2 separate regions of the Homo sapiens genome follow, and region 2 is linked to region 1. A link is a loop called in an ENCODE intact Hi-C map of the cell type or tissue named here. Cell type or tissue: A673. All regions are shown on one strand. Links, peaks and the distances in the headings refer to the core of each region. The heading gives the core; the rest is flanking DNA.

The links. Hi-C counts contacts between places; a loop is a spot of excess contacts. Peaks named below come from ENCODE experiments on the same cell type or tissue, not always from the same donor. Only the 100,000 strongest peaks of a DNase experiment are listed, where the experiment ranks them.
Region 2: it touches region 1 in a loop (5-fold over the local background); 3 of 110 quality-filtered maps call a loop at or near these places.

Annotation. Positions count from the first base shown.
Region 1 is chr9:2,804,191-2,813,858 of GRCh38, forward strand. PUM3 (pumilio RNA binding family member 3) reads right to left here. Exons shown (of 18, transcript NM_014878.5): 14 at 8,030-8,172; 15 at 7,171-7,393; 16 at 6,154-6,241; 17 at 3,624-3,714; 18 at 1-273. The coding sequence ends at 141. Among named protein-coding and RNA genes, the nearest start is that of PUM3, 35 kb to the right of the region's middle. RefSeq lists enhancers at 4,298-5,173, 6,925-7,798. In A673, for the core only: no CTCF peak of the experiment used is centred there; a DNase peak (open chromatin) is centred at 5,711.
Region 2 is chr9:2,758,473-2,768,140 of GRCh38, forward strand. No RefSeq gene overlaps it. Among named protein-coding and RNA genes, the nearest start is that of KCNV2, 46 kb to the left of the region's middle. In A673, for the core only: no CTCF peak of the experiment used is centred there; no DNase peak of the experiment used is centred there.

The DNA.
Region 1 (9,668 bases), core at 792-8,791:
TAGATTCGTATACAAAGAAGAAACACATATACAGAGTACCCCAATTACCAGTATGGTGGACCCTACCCCTTCTTTTCTGCATTGGGAAACAGAACAGAGAACAGAAAAAATCATTCCATCTTGCTCTTAACTCTTTCCACCTATGTGCTCAGTTTTTCAAGTAGAATTTCTATTCCTTTGCTGGTGCTTTTGGTTTTTTCCAATGTAGGAATCAAGCTTTTCAGTGCAGCTTTGACTTTGTTTGCAACTTCCAGGTCACAACTCTGGAGGAGGCTGAAGAGAGGAAAAAAATTAAATTTCATAAGCATTCCTAGATCATCTCCAATACTACCTGTACCAACAGTAAAAAAGACTTTGTTAACTGTGACACAAGCCTTGTAACTATATACACATTATTTTTCATTCAAAGGATGAATGATGAGACCAGTAGCCCATATTATAACACCACGGAAAAAAACGTTTTAGAATCTTGCTGGTGGAGTCACCCAAGCAAAGACATTTGTAGGACCAACATCATTCCATACAGAGTTGGTTCTACCTTCACATTATCTTAGGACTTACTTACATCCTGTCTTAAAATGATTCTACATGTATTCTATCTTCCCTTCCCCATCTCAGGACTATAAGCTCAAGAGCAGGGACCGTATTTTATTTATTTCATGATGCTACATTTACAGAGCAGACAGCCAAAATATGCCCACCACGTGGCTGAATGAAAAGGTGTGAACAGAGGCACAGAGAGGTCAGAGTTAGCAGGTCTTCTCACTGAACTCCACAGCACTAACATTGAGTGAAAGGGCGAAGGGCTTCACTGTGGAGCTTCACTGCTTGGGTGGGAAACCTGCCTCTACCACTCAGTAACTGTACAACCAAGAGCATGCTATGTAAACTCTCTTAAGACTCAGTTTCCCGAATTGTAGAATGGGATTCACAACAGAGTCCACCTTCCACCTCACAGAGTGGTTTTCTGAGGCTCAAATGGCCTTGTATCTAAAGCACCCAGCCAGAGCCTGACACTTAGTAAGCACTTAATAAATGTTAGCCATTCTACAAAATAAGCCCGGCCTCTGCGTTCTGAAACCCTGCCCGAGTACTCTATCAGAAGTGAAAGGAGCCATAGAGGCTGGTAACAGCAGGCCCATTTCTCTGTGGATAGGACCTACAGCTCTGACCGCAGAGTACCAGTCCTGAATTTCCTGTTCTCTTCTTTTTCGGGACCCTTTGTAAATACGGACCTCTGAAACACATTTTAGAAATGAGGTACTTGGTATTTTCCAAAGTCCCTGGTCCCAGTAACTTCCAATATGTCAACAAAGAGGAGGATAAATTATCAGCACCAAGCAATATTCTACTGCTTATGGGAGATAAGAAACAATTCAGCTTGCCACCTACGATGCTAAAAAGTAAAGTTCCCTCGTAATGAATTTGTGACTCACTAGGTGTTTTTATTTCATACATCTTGGCTAAACACACAGTTATACAACACATAATAGTAAGTTATTGCTTACTGAGCATATGCCACATATTAGACATAATGCTAGGCATTTTATATGCATCATCCAATCTAGTTTTCATAACGACCATAGGGTTATCATTAATCTCATTTTTTTTACCACCAAGAAAATTAAGGCCCAGAAAAGCTGAATAATTTTCCCAAGGCTATGCACTAAGCTAGAACCCAGGCAGTCTGTCAAGTGCCAATGCTCCCAAATGTTAGAGAATTCTGCTTCTCTGAGTTACTTTTCAGCCAACATACAAGGCTGATTTTCTTTTCACCCAAAATTTACAAAAACAATTTTTTTGTATTATTGTTATATATAGCTCAACTTCCATTTAGAACTTCAAATATTTCCTCTGCTCCTGTTCCAATTCTGAGTAGTGCTCCATAATAAACCTATAGTATCCTTCCTATGTTTGAAATCCACCTAATGGGAGTTCTGATTGATGAACAACCTTTATAAATTAATTTCATGGCATTGCTGAAATTTCCAGTTAATTGAGTGTAATGAAAGAATGTGTCAGTAGGTGTTAACACTCCAAATGCCTGGTAAAAAAATTTGTAATGAAAAAGTTCATGTATCAGCTAACGAATTCTGACTGTTTAACATCAACTGGAAAATTAACTAATTTTAAGCAGAAATGAACAAAATGATCTGTAACACTTATATATTTGGAGACACTGACATACCTGAAGCTATGAATGCTCCTGTGTGAGTATTATGTGTACCAGATCACGTATATGTTGAAGAAACACTTAAAATAACATTTACAAACAACATAGATTAAGTTGCATAGCATGTTGCAAGTAAAGTATCTTGAGAAATTCAAACTAGGGTTGGTATCTGTTTTCCCAAACCTTAATAACACAGCAGGGGAAAAATCAACAGTAATTGCTTCAAAGCAACATACAAATCTTTTTTTAAATGAATGCTCTTAACAGAAGGTTTTCATCTGCACAGAGAATGTATGGAAAATTTCAATGATTTGTGGATTGATTATAAACTCAACTAAGTTCAGAGAATAATACAAAAGAGGCCATAGCTCATCACTGTTTTTTTCTCATTTTAAGTCAGATATCAACAAATAGCACACACACTTCAGTAGCAAATGCTCTTCCAATCCTTTTACAATCTTTTAAAACAATGAAGGAAATTACATGTAGAATTAGGCATGATTTAAAAGTCAACATTGTCACAGTTTTCACAGGGATGTAAGTTATTCATTAAAAAAAATACAGGCTGGGCACAGTGGCTCATGCCTGTAATCCCAGCACTTTGGGAGCCCGAGGTGGGCAGATCACGAGGTCAGGAGATCGAGACCATCCTGGCTAACACGGTGAAACCAGGTCTCTACTAAAAATAAAAAAAATTAGCTGGGCGTGGTGGCGGGCACCTGCCGTTCCAGCTACTCAGGAGGCTGAGGCAGGAGAATGGCATGAACCCAGGAGGCAGAGCTTGCAGTGAGCTGAGATCGCACCACTGCACTCCAGCCTGGGCGACAGTGTGAGACTCCATCTCAAAAAAAAAAAATTATGTTTTGGTCAAAACCATAAATGTGGTGAAGCCACCTGATACCTTGTGAATGTTATAATTTGTCAAAAAGATGGTAGTTTAAAAATCCTAAGGGCCAAGCACAATGGCTATGCCTGTAATCCCAGCACTTTCGGAGGTCAAGATGGGAGGACTACTTGAGCCTAAGAGTCTGAGATCAGCCTGGCCAACACAGGGAGACCCCCATCTCTACAAAAAATAAAAAAATAAAAATTAGTTGGGTGTGGTGGCATGCGTCTGTAGTCTCAGCTACACAGGAGGCTGAGATGGGAGGAAAACTTGAGCCCAGGAGGTTGAGGCTGCAGTGAGCTGAGATCGTGACACTGCACTCCAGCCTGGGTGACAGTGAGACTCCATCTCAAAAAAAAAAAAAAAAAAAAAAAAGATTCCTAAGGACTGACTGAAAGAGTTACATTTGCTTTCTAATATTTGGTATGTTTGTCTAGACCATGAGTGACTGGGAGTAATATTAGACTACTGAGAACAAATATTAGAACTGAGAAATCAACGTGAAGGAAGTGTGTCTTTTGCATGACCAGGCCCTGCTCAGAGAAGGGCACATGTTATACATACCTAGAAAGAATAATGGCACCTCGATTTACACTAGCCCAGGACTTCAGGTTCTTCATACCAACATGCTCTACAAGTGTTTTTGCAAAACAACCTGTAAAATATACTGAAGCTTAGTGAACATCACATAATAAGATATATACTCCCTACCCCCTTCTCTACTGCCCTTAAATCTGCAAATATTTTTAAACAAAAAAGCTAACAAAAGTAGCTTTCACCCAATCTCCCTTTTAACACAAAAAATTCCAGTGCAGGTTTATCTAATGCATTTCTAAAAGAGCCATTTCTTTTAACTCTGATCCAAAACCTAAGCTATGTTTAGCAGTAATTACTCAAGATAAACTATGAATTCTAATAAAACACTCACTTGGTTATGTCTGCACTTCTTTGTATTATTTAATGATTTAACTTTGACCTGAAAGCTATTCAGGAAATAAATGTTTCACAGTAGCACCTCATGCTTGGTTGAAATCAAGTTCTTCCTCATGGAGAAATGCTCACTCACAAGGTGCCATGAACATAACACAGTGTTCACGTGTTCAACAGTGGTTGATAAATGACTGTTCTAGCTTAAACTTGGCATTTCTCTTTACAACGCTTACATACTCACAAATCAAAAATACCATTTTTCTCCCGTTATTCTAGTATTTGATTCCCAAGGTCGTGGTATTATCTTTTTCACTTTGCAATTAATGCTTGGACAAAGGAGAAATTCTGATAGCTAAGATTTAGTGCAGATGGAGGTAGGGACAACCTATCTTGAAGGCAAACATCATAGTCAGGTAGCATGTACTATATAATTCATTCAAAGATACCTGAATGTAAGGACTCTTTAAAAGCCAAGAGGCCTATGGCTATTCAGCCTTTCATGGTACCTGCTAAAGAGGGACAGAGTTCAGCTAGTGAGGCAAATTGTTTTCCAAAGCTGACCACAATAATATCTCCTGTCCTGTGTGCTCTTCTAGAATGCAGCCACTCCCCCATCTATAGGGGGAATCCATGTCTTCTTTTGAATCACAGTGGGCCTCTGTGATTGACTTGACCAAGACAGTATGATGAAAGTGGCATTAAATGACTGCTAAGGATAAATCATGGAAGTGCCACGCATTTACTTTGTCCTCTTGGGATGCTCACTCTTAAAAAAGCAACCACCATCTCGTGAAGGAGCCCAAGCAGCCTAGAAAGGGAAACTGAGGCTGTTGGTCCCCAGCCAACAGTCAGTACTCACTTGCCAGCCATGTGAGTGAGCTAAGCGAAAAGTGGACACTCCAACCACAAACCGAGCAGCCCTAGATGACTCTGACTCTGAGCATAGAGGGGCAGGCTCCACCAGACCCTGATCAAGTCATTGTTTTGAAAACTACTAAGTTTTAAGGTGGCTACTATCCAGTAAAAGAGAATCAAAACAGCTAGACGTGCAGGAGGACAAACTCATTTGGTGCTGAATACGACAAGACAAACACATCAGACCCAAACTGGCAGATTTTAGGGTTCTCAGCACATTTTAATTAAGAGGGAGAAAAACCACTGGACATTAAGCCAGACTACTTTTCTGGCATAAACTCAACTATACATCAACTTTTTAATAATGAAAAAGATTATTCCATATGTTATTTTTTTCTTTAATATTTATCACAAGGCTTCTCTTTTACAAAAAAATTTAGTGAAAAATAGCCCCAGGTCCCCATTCTTAAAGGTAAGGTGAGAAGTGACAGCTCTACTGCTATACTGATTGCCACACTAGCCATCAGAGCTGCCACTTGCCGCAAGACATGAATTCATGATCTGTCACTTTTTTCCAGACATTGTAATGAAAAGCCCAAACTGTTTTAACTCAGTAGGGGAAAAAAATCTCTCCAGTGGTTTAAATACCAGATGGAATTTGGATTTTGTAAGTGAAGGTCTGGTTGGAGATAGGACTGAGAGGGGAATGGCATGCAAATGCTAATGCTGTCCTTCTCTAGAGAGCTGAGTTTCTACAGAGCAGCTGTAAGGCTTACAAAAAACCAGAAAGCGCCAAAGACTGGCTTACTCTTTGGTCACATGTATTTCAATGCCAAATAAACAGGCACTAGTCCAAAACTCTCTTACGAGGATAATCTTCTTCTGCTTATTCTTTCTTCAAACATAGAGATAAATGTCATGCCTTTCTACTGAGGTAATGATACTCAACAATTGGGGCCCCCTACCCCCTCTCACCATCCTCATTAGAATGGCATTTTAAGGCATTGACCAAGCCAGGTTAGAAGCCTGCAGCAGCACAGGAAGGAAAACAGAGAGAGTGAGGGGGCGGTGGGGGGGGCTGGCGGGGGGGGTTTGGAAAAAAGAAAATTAAAAGAGTTCTCAGGCACAAATATTTCTAGGGGAAAAAGCATTACCAGCAACCACTGAATCATTTCTTATTCACAGACACCATTTCTAGACACTTGGCAAACTTCATTTGAGCTTAAATGGCTGGTATAAAGTTCAGGGATGCCAGGAATTACTGGAATTCCACATGAGATACAAGAAAAGGTCAAATTTCATAGCCTACCTTCTCTCCCATTTTCTTTCATCTTTTTATCTTGCTCTATTAACCACTTCAGAACTAGATGTCCTGCAGGATGTTCTGCAATGTGAAGCTATGAAGGGTCAAGAACAGTTAATTTTAAAAGTTGTTTTCATTCATACAAATACATTTGAATGAATACATACTATTTATGCCACCACATACAGATAAGGACTCAGCCACTTTTAAAGTTCCACAGGCTTAAGAGGTCTTTATCTAGGACAACCATCATACTTGGGGGGACCACAGATCTATTCTGATCCCCAGACTGAAAGACAGTTATGCCAGATAACACAGCCACGGCACAGCGCTTCAGTCTCCGCTTCATTTAATCTGCTCTGAACAGTAGCAGCACAAGGCTCATCTTAATGCTAATCACGTCTTGGATTGAAATATGTCATTCTCAGACACAAATAAACCTACAGGACAGAACACTATAGCACAAACATCAAAACCCAATGCTGCATGCTGTTTAAGTACACATGACCACCGAAGGGGATTATCTGATGAGCGAATCAAGAAAGCATCTTTTCAGCTCAACCTTACTCCTCTTCAAGAGCAATACCAAGCGTTCCCAGTTATTTGGGCTACTCCTTAGCAAGTATGGGAGGCAACCGGCTCAGTCTCCTTATAGAGAAACTTTCAAGGTACATTCATCTTTCCCATTTGTTAATATGGTCAGGAGCCAGGGCTTCTCTAAGATCCATGGCCCACTTCTCTTCCCCAATCGCAGGTGTCAGAAGCACCTTGGGCACTCAATACTTGGCAATGATTTCATTCATAAGCAAATTCACATCTGTAAAACATTCCCAAGTACCAGGCTTTGACCCAGATGGTTAGAGAAAATTAAAGATGAATGTAATTGCTGCTGTGAGAGGTTCTTGGTTGTTTATTCAACAGGTATCTCCCTCCCCAGCTTTCTTACTGACACCCCACATCGTCCAAAAACGAAGTTTTTGTGGCCTTTGCAGCTTTCCTGCCTGTGCTTTAATGGCACATTACCTCTCCGTCCTTGCCACCAGGATGCAGTCCTGTTGCTGCCAAGCTGGCGATGGCATTCATGGTAGGCTGAACGTCTCCAGTGGCAGATCCCAGAATGTCAGACACCAACACACACGCAGACTTATCTAGCACCACTTCTTGGGCGTGTTCTTGCAGGTAGCTTAACAAAGCTGGAGAAATGGATTCTAGGAGCTCCCGTCTGCGGACCTCTGTATCTTTCTTACTGTTGAGTATGTTGAACGGGGTATTAAGGTAAGATAAATCGCAAAGGAAATGTGGTGATATTATCACAAAAACCTCTAAGAGCTTATCACAGACTGTATCGCACTCTATTATTATTGTCTATCTTTCTGTTAAGCATGTAGACAATAAGTGATACGAGTATGTGTTCTGTTTTTAAAAATGTTTGTGTCCCACGATCTGAATAGTGCCTGGCACAGAACAAGGGCTCAATAAAGGGAGTCTGACTTGTGTAATACCAAAAAAAAAAAAAAAAAAATCCAAAAACCAAATAACATACCCAGAAAACAACACATTTACACTGCTGTATGGACACCATACTCTAGGGTACTCAAATATGTGGTATCGGTAGCTTTGAAAATAAAGCAAAATAAAAGCCAAACCACGCACTTGAATGCCTACTATGTGCCAGGTGCTCAGGTGTTCTTTTGGCACGACACTTTTATTTCCTTGTCAAGATAAAAACTTTAGAATCTGTCAAAAATATAGGCTTGAAAATGGAATTCACCTTTTCAGCAGTTTTAGAGAGGGTATGGATGGGTAAGTGGACTTCTGGAAGAATGCACTACTCAACATTAACAGAGGAATAAAGAAGTCAAGCCATTCTACTTGGTTTTACCTGTGTGCATTTCCATCTCCTTTTTGCAGAACTTCAATGATTTCTCGTACTGTATGTGCAGGATCTCTGGGGCTTAGTAAGTACAATAGGACCTTCCTTCCATATTTGTCATTTACTATGCTAGGCAATGAACTGATAATTTCCTATAAAATTATAAACAAAAAAAAAGAATCAATATCTGCATTCTCAAAACAAAGTACCACAGGACCTTTCTTCCATATTTGCCATTTACTATGCTAAGCAAGGAACTGATAATTTCCTATAAAATTATAGTATATGTGCTGCCAAAGTGAGCACAATGTCCTATAAAATTATAAACAACAACAAAAAAATGAATTGATATCTACATTCTTAAAATAAAGTATGCCTAGAATTTCAATGGTGAAGAATACATACTTAACTACTATTTTTCCCAGCGTACTTCATGGAAAATGTGGAGCTAGTTCTGAAATTGTGTCATTAAAGCACACAGAGATTTACATTTAGAACACAGAATCAATTCTCTTTTGTGACTAGCATTACTGAACAACTCATTTGTATTAACTGACCAAGCCCAAGGACTTAAAAAATATTTAAAGGTGTTATCTTCATTCATTATGGCCAGTATTTCTTGGGCCACTATTACTAGGGACATCACTTGCTGAGGTCACTGAGTAGAGGCAGTTAACTTGCAGCTGCATTTAAATGTAGCACCGGCATGAATGAAGAACACTTCTATTAGAATTTCCCTGCTGAGATGTATGTGAAAGGAGATAAAGAAACTCTGTTAAATCGAACAAGTGGATAAAGGCTTTTAAAGTTAGGTTGCTTATTCATGGCAAATGAAGGCTGTTTAGCTACCGCAATGAAAAACAAAAACAGAAGAGGAGGGGAAACCAAATCCAGAAAGCCTCGACTAAGCAGTTACAAATTACACTATATGACATTTCCAATCAACATACCCAAGAACAGTAACCTCCTTTTCTAGTTGTTCGAATTTAAGGGACAAAAGCAACGTCATCCCCACCCTAACTAAACTCCTGTGTAAATCTGCTGTTTTCAAAGATAGAAAAGTCACTTGAAAATTTTTAAAAATTCCTTTATTCTTAATAGAGAAGATGCAACAGAAGAGTCATCAATTTATTTCCCCACCTCTAACACTCCTATTTCTTGTAACAAACTTTATAAATATTCAATGCATGTTTGAGCACCCCATATTCTTCAGAACTGGCTGGGCCTCGGAAAGAGTTCTGTCCAACTGGCCAGGTTTACAGATGAGGCATCCAGAAAGAGGAAAGGATCTGCCAGGGGACTCACAGTGGCAGTGTCCTGGTCCTCCAACTCCAAATCTAGTCTCTTTCAAAGAAAACATAAAACCTCCTCTTAAGGAAGGGAATTCTCTCTGAGATGATATATTCAGATCTGCTCTTCTTAAAAGGGCCTATTTATTATGATGAGATTAGTAATTTTAGTGTGAGGAACCAAGCTCAAAATCAAGTCAGCCATCAACGATGGGACCGTGAATCTCACTGCATCATGATCCTATGGCTGATGATGCTGCTCCAGGTTCCAAACACCATGTTTCTCTTTTTAAAATCTCAACCTTCCCTCATTTTTTGCACAAAAGTATAGCATGCTTCTGATAACAGTAGCTAACACT
Region 2 (9,668 bases), core at 646-8,645, 46 kb before region 1:
TCAGAGGTTAGAGTTTTTCCAAGGATAAGTTGGTGGGCAGGGTGCTAGGAAATGGGTGCTGCTGTCCAGCTGGGGATGAAATCATGGGTGTCCTTCTGTGCTGAGTCTGCCTCTGGGTTGGGTGGCAGCAGGGGCACAGGACTGGATGAATCAAACCATGGGTCTGGGTGGGGTCAGTCAGTTGTCAGAATGTAAAAGTCCAAAAAACGTCTCAAAAGACCAATCTTAGGTTCTACAATAGTGATGTTATCTATAGGAGCAATTAGGGACGTCACAAATCTTTTGACCTAAGGCCACATGACTTCTGAGTCATAAGGAATTTTGGAAACTATGCTTATATTTTAGCCAAATTCAGATCCCTTCCTTAATCCTAATCTGGTGGCCTTTCAGTAGTTTTCTGTCCCTTAACAAGGAGGGAGTTAGTTTTAGGGAGGGACTATTATTATCCTTGCTTTCAAGTTAAACTATAAATTTCTCCTATGGCTAGCTTGGCCTATGCCCAGGAATGAGCAAAGATAGCCAGCCTGTGAGGCTAGAAGCAAGATGAAGTCAGCCATGCTGGATTCCTCTCACTGTCATAATCCTCGCAAAGGCAGTTTCCCTTTCAACCCAGTCAGATAAAAAGACTATTGATCTCCTTCTCAAAAACCTACAGCAGTTACTCACCCTCACTCTTCACCTCTCAAGCCATCCTGTACCATTACAGATGATAAAGAGTTTCTATTGTAGAGGAAAAAATAATAACCCTGTTGACCTAAAAGGAAAAGACTACAGCACAAAATATAATTTAAAGAGTTTACTTGAGCCAAAGTGAGGACAGCTGCCCAAAAGACTCAGATCCAAGTAATCTTGGCTATGAACTCCTCTGTTCATATTTGGCCTCTGTTACAAGCAGGTTTTCAAAGCAGGTTTTCAAAGCCAAAACAAGGGCAAAACAAATAAGGTACAAAGTTGTTTACAGAAATAACATCAATTAATGATTGGCTATACATTGTTATGCTAAAAGGTAGGTGTTATGGTGTGAGACAGGGCATTATTAAGTTAATTTATAGCTACTCATGGCAACAGCAAACAGTTTTGAGAGATGAATACGTAGCTCAAAGGGAGAAGCAGAATATGACTGCTGTCTCATTGTGATGTCTCTCTAGACTTGCATTCCTCTGATAAAAGTTACTTTCTTTTCTCACCCCCATAGGTTCTTAGTTAAAACACAGCCATCTTTAAAAAGACAGATTAACAAGAGAACAATAAACAGAAGTGTATTAACATGTATATTTCATATCTACACGGGTGATACCCACAGCATGAGTAGTTCTCAAAGAGGTGGCTTTGAATTCCAGCCTTTATAGCATCTTCAACAAAATCAGTAAATATTTAGAGAAATGAAAAGACTAAGGAAAATACTTTAAGTCTTTACTGGTGATGTTACCTTCTCTAGTGCTTGTAAGGCTGCAAGGTTGGGCTACATCACTGTGACACCCTAACCCTGCTTCATCTCCAGCAAACAGGATACCTGTAGTCAGAAGTTCCCCCTCTTGACCAGACCAGCAGAAACAGGGGAGATCCAAGATGGCAGCTCATCTGACCTCTGAAGAGCCTCTAACTTCATCATAACCTGATTACCATACAACTGGCACACCTACTGGCAGCCATAAAAGGCAATACCTTACCATTAAAGGAAGGAAAAAGGGCAGCATCCAGATTCCAGGAAATCTCTGCCCATTTCCAGAAAAGACATGAATACTCCTCCCTTTCCTTTTCATGTCCAACACTTACATTAGAGAAACCCTATATTTTAACCCCATCACCCCTCACTAATTGATAAATTGGTTTCAAAGCCATCCTTCTGCTTTTCCAATTCCTGGGCTATTAAATAAACACTTGCCCTAGCTGGGCGTGGTTGCCCATGCCTGTAATCCCAGCACTTTGGGAAGCTAAGGTGGAAGGACTGCTTGAACCCAGGAGTTCGAGACCTGCTTGGGCAACATAGTGAGACCCCCGTCTCTAAAAAAAAAAATAAAAACTTGGTCAAGTGTGGTGGCACACATCTGTGGTTCCAGCTACTGAGGAGGCTGAGGTGAGATGATCCCTTGAGCCCAGGAGGTGAGTCATAATTGTGCCACTGCACTACATCCTGGGCAACAGAGCAAGACCCTGTTGATACAGGAGCTAAAAAGACATTATTTAGAAGATTAGTGAGAGTAAGAGAGTCCTCAGTAAGGCTTCCCTTTTAACAAAAAGCAGCCCCAAAATAATTTCTTTTCTAACAAAGAGCAGCCTGTAAAATTGAGTTGGAGACATAGATAAGCAAGCTGGAAGCTTGCATGGGTGAATGCCTGCAGCTGTGCCAATAGGAAAAGGCTAGGGGGCCAGGCATGTTCAACATGGCAGCTCCATCTTTCCTTTGTTAACCACATGTACAGTAAATGTACTGACAACATGGCGCTAGCCAGGTAGAGAACCTAACTGCATGATAAAAGATTAGGATGGGGCAGCCAGCTTCTTCCTGCACTATGTAAATGGAACACCTGGTCCGACCAATCTTCTGGGCCCTATGTAAATCAGACACTGCCTCCTCAAGCTCATCTATAAACACCCCCCATCCCCCTCATGAATTTCACCACTGAACTGGAAGACCCACTTGGGAGCCCCTCTCTCTCTCTGTAGAAGAGAGTTTTTCTCTTTCTTTTGCCTATTAAACTTCTGGTCTTAAACTCACGCCTTGTGTGTCTATGTCCTTGATTTCCTTGGTGTGAGGCAAAAAGCCTTGGGTATTACCCCAGATGAACCATACTGCTTCAGTGTCTCAGAAAAACAAACAAAAACCAAGCTTGCTCTGCTTGACACTCACTTTTGGCTTTGTGTATTGGTTCTGCAACACCAAACAGGAAACAATCTCAGCTTTTCAGGCTACAGAGTTTATCAGTATCAGTGACAACTTTGGGAGGGTAAATAAATGGCAGATACATGCTAGTTAGTGTTAAATTTAACCAAAAGTTTCCTCCTTGCATATTTTAAGTTCTGCCTAAAGGATTCTCTGTTCATAGTAAACTGAAACCTAACTGGCTGTGGACATAGACTGTAACCTACTCCTCTGCCAATCACCGAGTTTCGGCCAAAGGTAGCCGACTGTTCAAACTGTGTTCAAATGAGGCAAGCTCCAAGCTGTAACCAATCCAGCTGTTTCTGTATCTCACTTCCATTTTCTGTACATCTCACTTCCTTTTTCTGTCCATAAATCTACTACCTGGCTGCACTGGAGTCTCTCTGAGCCTGCTCTGGCTCAGGAGGCTACCTGATTCGCAAATGGTTCTTTGCTCAGTTAAACTCTGTTAAATTTAACTTGTCCAAGATTTTTTTTTTACATTAGGAAAGCTTATTAATTTCAATTCCTCTGATACTATCTCCAGGCCTATAAGGGTCCAAAGCTGTTTTCAATGGTTAATAAAGGTTAAGGAGGTGGTAGAGAGGTAGGTAGGATGACTTTTGTCATTATAAATTGTAGACGCCAAGGCCCTTGGCCTCTTGAAGATTTGCTGAAAAATCAACTTACAAAAGGCAGATTAATAGGAGAAAAGGCACACAAATTTATTTAACGTTAGTTATAGACAGGAGCCTTCAGAATGAAGACCCAGCTTCCCTATGTGGTGCAGAAGCTCATTTACCGTTGAGATTAGAGAAAGAATATGGGCTCAGAGCATGGCCAAGACCAGGTTTTAGTGCCAAAACAGGTTATGGAAGGGAGAAATGAAGAGACTTGGCTAGAAGGCGTGGTCTTGTCTAGAGGAATCCTCACAGACAGCAGCTTTCAGGGAGAATAGAAGTGTGTGTGCGTGTGTGTGTGTGTGTGTGTTTTCCGGACTTTTAAAAGTGTCCAACTCTCAGTTAATCTTTCTAAATCCAGACAAGGGAAGGCTTCATTAATGAAGGTCTCTCCAGATGCAAATTTTCCTCACTAAAGACAGCTTTGCAGGGACACTTCTGTTTGCTGACCCTCTGACAGCCATCTCAAAATAGGACAAATAAATATATTTAGGAGTGAAATATTTTTATTTCCTTCAAAATCTATGTTCTGCTTTAGGCAAATAGAGGCAGGGCTGAGAACTTCCCTGCATCTACTTCTTAATTGTCTTCAGCTCAACAATTCTTTCTATTTTGGGGAGGCACATGCTGGTCTCCCACATTATCATCCTCTGTATGGCAAAAAACCTAGTCTTAAATAATCATGTACTTCTCCACTGGCACAAGATATTTTCTGAGTCCTCTAGACCTGGCTTTAACCACTCCTACCCTCATTTTTATAAGGAAAAGTAAAGAGAAAATAAAAAGGCTAGTAAAATGGAAATCTGCATACCCTCCACCTAGATTCTCCACCTGTCAACATTTTATATTTTACTTTAGCATTCTCTTTCTCTCTGCACACAAATACTTTCCCTCTCTCTCTCTTTAAAAAATAAATGGGTAGTTTTAGTGTAATCACTCAACAACGTCTCCCTGCCCATTGCACAGACAAAATCAATTCACTGAGACTGCAGCACAGCAGTAAGGAAAGAGTTTAACTGACACAAGGCTAGCCATGTGGGAGATGAAGTAATTACTAAAATCAGTCTCCCCATAAGTTTGGAGGTTAGGGTTTTACAAGGACAGTTTGGTGGGCAGGGGGCTAGGGAATGGGGGATGTTCATTGATTGGGGATGAAATCACAGGGGTCTGGAAAACAGTTCTCATGCTCTCAGCCCACCTGTGGGGGCCACAGGACTGGTTGAGTCATGAATTGAGGGTCTGTGTGGAGTCAGAAATGCAAAAGTCTAAAAAACATCTCAAAAAGCTAATGTTAGGTTTCACAATAGTGATGTTATCTAGGGGAATCATTGGGGAAATTGCAAGTCTTGTTACCTCCAGAACAAGGGCTGGTAATCATTTAACTACGCCTACATCTCAGCAGAATTCAGGCCCCTCTCATAATCACAACCTTGCGAACTTAGTTTTATAGAGGTGGTTTAGTTTGGGGAAGGGCTATTATCATCCTTGCTTTAAAGTTAAACCATAAACCTAATTCCTGCCAAACCTAGCTTGGCTTATGCCCAGGAATGACCAAGGACAACTTGGAGGTTAGAATCAAGATGGAGTAACTATGTCAGATTTCTCTTACTGTCAAAATTTTGCAAAGGCGTTTTCACTTCTGGCACCCAAATCTGCAAATGAGGGGAGTTGGGCTGACTAGCATATCTCTAAGGACCCTGGGATTCAAAATTATATGTGGATGGGTGCTTTCTGTGTATATGCCCTTATTGTTCCTTAAAAAAAATAATGGTGTTGCAAACTCACATCTCACCATACATTCCCGGGAAAATCAGCCAAATCCAGAATAAATGTGCATGATCCTTGCCAGCTGAAAAAGGATTAAAAAGAGAGAAAACACCTGGCACAGGCCCTTGAAATACTTTTGCTCAAGTCTATTAAACAAGGCACAAATAACACTTGAGATTGCGATAATCTAATAATCTTTTTGTGAACACTATAGCTAAAGATAGATATGAGCAGGGGCTTCATCAAGAAAGGAGGGCAAGGCTGGGCGTGGTGACTCATGCCTGTAATTCTAGCATTTTGGGAGGCTGAGATGGGTGGATCACCTGAGGTCAGGGGTTTGAGGCCAGCCTCGCCAACATGGTGAAACCCTGACTCTATAAAAATGCAAAAATTAGCCAGGCATGGTGGCAGGTGCCTGTTATCCCACCTACTTGGAAGCCTGAGGGAGGTGAATCACTTGAACCCAGGAGGTGGAGGTTGCAGTGGGCACTATTGCACTCTAGCCTGAGTGACAGAGTGAGACTCCATCTCAAAAAAAAAAAAAAAAAAAAAAAAGAGAAACAAAAGAAAGGAGGACAATGCACTCATATTCTCAGACCGCTTCATTATAGAGTTCTTATTACCAGCATAACATTGCCTGCCACTGACTCAGAGTCACACGTCTCTGCTCCACAAAGAAAGAAGCTGTCCTTGCCGTGGGTGACAGCCATTGAGAACTACAGACTTCTCTCCTGCTTGAGAGAAATGCGGCACAGGAAACAGCAAGAATAATTCTGATCAGTGGTTGTCAGGCAGTTTTGTAACTTACAAAGTATTTTCCCTTGTAGAGTTTGGTTCATCTAAGATCATGGAAACAGGAAGTGGCAAACTCCACAGTAGCCACAGACAGGAGCTATGACCAGGGCCTCATATGATGCTCACAGCAGTAAGGCTTGGCTCTATATACCAACACAGGTATATAATAAAAGGAAATTAAAATATTTTATCCTAGGCCAGGCGTGGTGGCTCATGCCTGTAATCCTAGCACTTTGGGAGGGCAAGCTGGGCAGATCACTTGAGGTCAGGGGTTCAACACAAGCCTGGCCAATATGGTAAAACCCCATCTCTACCAACAATACAAAAATTAGCTGGGCATGACGGTGCATGCCTGTAATCCCAGCTACTAGGGAGGCTGAAGCACGAGAATCACTTGAACCCGGGAGGCGTAGGTTGCAGTGAGCCGAGACTGCGCCACTGCACTCCAGCCTGGGCGACAGAGCAAGACGCTGTCTCAAAATAAATAAATAAATAAAATAAATAAAAAAAAATATTTTATCCCAAAACCTATTTCTGTGACGTATTTTAAAAGGGCTATCACTTGGCCTATCACTTCTGACAGAAGTGGATTTGCAAAGCTGCCTTAAGTGGGGAAAATTTGCATCTATAGAGAACCTTCATTACTGTAACCACGCCCCCTCCCCTTTCTATACCTTCCCCGCTCCAGGAAAGATTGAGAGTCTGACACCTTTTAAAGTCTTAAAATAAACATTTACCATCTATTTTCTTTGGGGAAGGTTTCATCTATGTAACAAGGCCATCTTTGCTAGCCAAGCTTCTTCCTTTCTGTCTCTCTTCACATGTCTTGCCACTAAACCTGACTGACCTGTTTCTGGCCATGCTCTGAGTCTGCATTCTTTACTGTGGCCTCAGTATGGCATATAAGTTTCTGTTACTCACTGGGAAGTTGGCCTTTTCATTTTGAAGCCTCCTGTGTATATACATGTCTTACTCTATTCTTGCATTGCTATAAATACTGGAGACATGGTAATTTATAAAAAAAAGAGGTTTAATTGGCTCATGGTTGTGCAGACTGTACAGGAAGCAGGATGTTGGTATCTGCTCAACTTCTGCTCAGGAAACTTAGAATCACCGTGGAAGGCAAAGGGAGCAGCAGGCACTTCACATGGCCAGAGCAGCAGCAAGAAAGCAAGTGAGGAGGTGCCACACACTTTTAAACGATCAGATCTCATGAGAACACACTCTCTATTGCGAGGACAGTACCAAGAGGGATAGTACTAAACCACTCATGAGAAAACTGCCCCCATGATCCAATCACTTCCCACCAGGCCTCACCTCCAACACTGGGGATTACATTTCAATGAGATTTGGGTAACGACACACATCCAAACTATATCAACATGTTAAATAAATTTGTATACCTTTTCTCCTATTAATCAATCCGCTTTATGTCAGTGATTTTCAGCGAGCCTTTAGGAGGCCAAGAGCCTATGGCCCCCACAATACCACTACAGTACATACAGGCACTATATACCAGGAATTATAAATTTACACGTGTCTTCCTACATGATTGCATTTGATGCTTACATTCCTATTACTTGCAACAAAGTATCTCACCTAATAAAATAATGGAAAAGGTCTATTCCCTTGCCCTAACTACTTTTCTCACACACACGCAAAATAACAGTCCTGGCGGGGCACTGTGGCTCGGGCCTATAATCTCAGCATTTTAGGAGACCGAGGCAGGCGTATCACTTAAGGTCAGGAGTTCGAGACCAGCCTGGCCAATATGGTGAAAACCTGTCTCTACTAAAAATACAAAAATTAGCCAGGCGTGGTGGCGCATGCCCATAATCCCAGCTACTTGGGCGGCTGAGGCAGGAGAACTGCTTGAACCTGAGAGACGGAGGCTGCAGAGAGCCAAGATCATGCCACTGTACTCTAGCCTGGGCAACAGAGTGAGACTCTGTCTCAAAAAACAAAACAAAAACAACAACAACAAAACAGTTCTGCTGGACAAATGGAGTTTGTATTATTTATCATATTATGTATTGGAGAATCTCCACACGGTATGAACCCTCTTAGGTAGATAAGCAGGGCAAGAATTATTATCTCTATTTTGTAACGAGAAAATATTACTCTGAAAAAAATAAAAAGAATTTAACCTGTAATCTTTGCATTACACTCTATACATGCTGCTATGTCTCTATACATGCTGCTAGTATTAGGGAAGTTTAACCTCAAAAAGTTTCCCAGAGTTAGGTAAAACGGTCATAAATTTGATGTGGAAAAATAATTGCTTCAGTATAGTCAAGGAAGACAACTAGGAAATATAAAATAATGGGGAAAAGGTGTGGCTCTGAAATCAAATTAAAAATATTTGTATGATAATCAATAAACATACTAGTGGAACTGAACAGATAATCTAGAAATAGATCCTAGTTTATGTGAGAATATATCATAAAATTAATAGTTCAGTTCGATGGGGGAAATCATGGATTTTTGAATAACTAGTACCTGCACAATTGGCTATTAATATGGAAGAAAATTAAACTCTGTAACGTATACCTTCATACACACACTAACATCCAATTTTAGAAGATTAAATACCTAAATGTCAATACTTGTTGACTAAATAATGACAAATTGAAATAAAAACTCACACACAAAAAATCAGAATGACTACATGTATAACAGAGATAGGGAAGGCTTTCCCAATCAAAATTTAAATCTAAAAACTCTAAGAGGGAAGATGAGCTTTTTATGATAAAAGATAATATATCATAAACAAATGATATATTGGGAAAAATATATTTATAATGCTCATCAGGTAAAAGATAAGTATCTCAAATAAACAAAAAAACCTACACTTTTTAAAGAAAAGGACAACTCAAGAGAAAAATAGGAAAAGGATACAAATAAACAGTTCACAGATAAACACCTCCAAATTGCCAGCAAAACATATGAGAAAATGCTCAAAGTCAAGGACACGTAATACCTTGTCAAGGACAAGATATCCTTTTATATCTATCAGACTGAAAAAAATTGAAGAGAGCTATAATATTCATTGCTGGCAGCGATGTGGGGGGAAAAGGACACTGTTTTACACTGATGATTTTTTAAAAAGGAACTTTGTTTTTTTTCTTTTTTTTTGGCAGAGCCTCATTCTGCCACCCAGGCTGGGGTACAGTGGCACATTCCCAGCTCTCTGCAACCTCCACCTACCAGGCTCAATCAATCCTCCCCTCTCAGCTTCTTGAGTAGCTAGGACTACAGGCATGTACCACCATGCCCGGCTAATTTTTGTATTTTTTGTAGAGATGGGGTCTCCCTATGTTGCTCAGGCTGGTCTTGAACTTCTGGGCTTAAATGATCTACCTGCCTCAGCCTCCCAAAGTGCTGGGATCACATGAGTAAGCCACTGAGCCCGGCCATGACTTGCTAAAAAAATATTTGGAAAGCAATCTTGGAACTTCCACTAAAATTTAAATATACATGTCCTTTGACTCAATAGTTTTACTCTTGGCATTCTATCCCATAAAAATAAAATCACTAGTGTGATGGAATACATAAAAATGTTA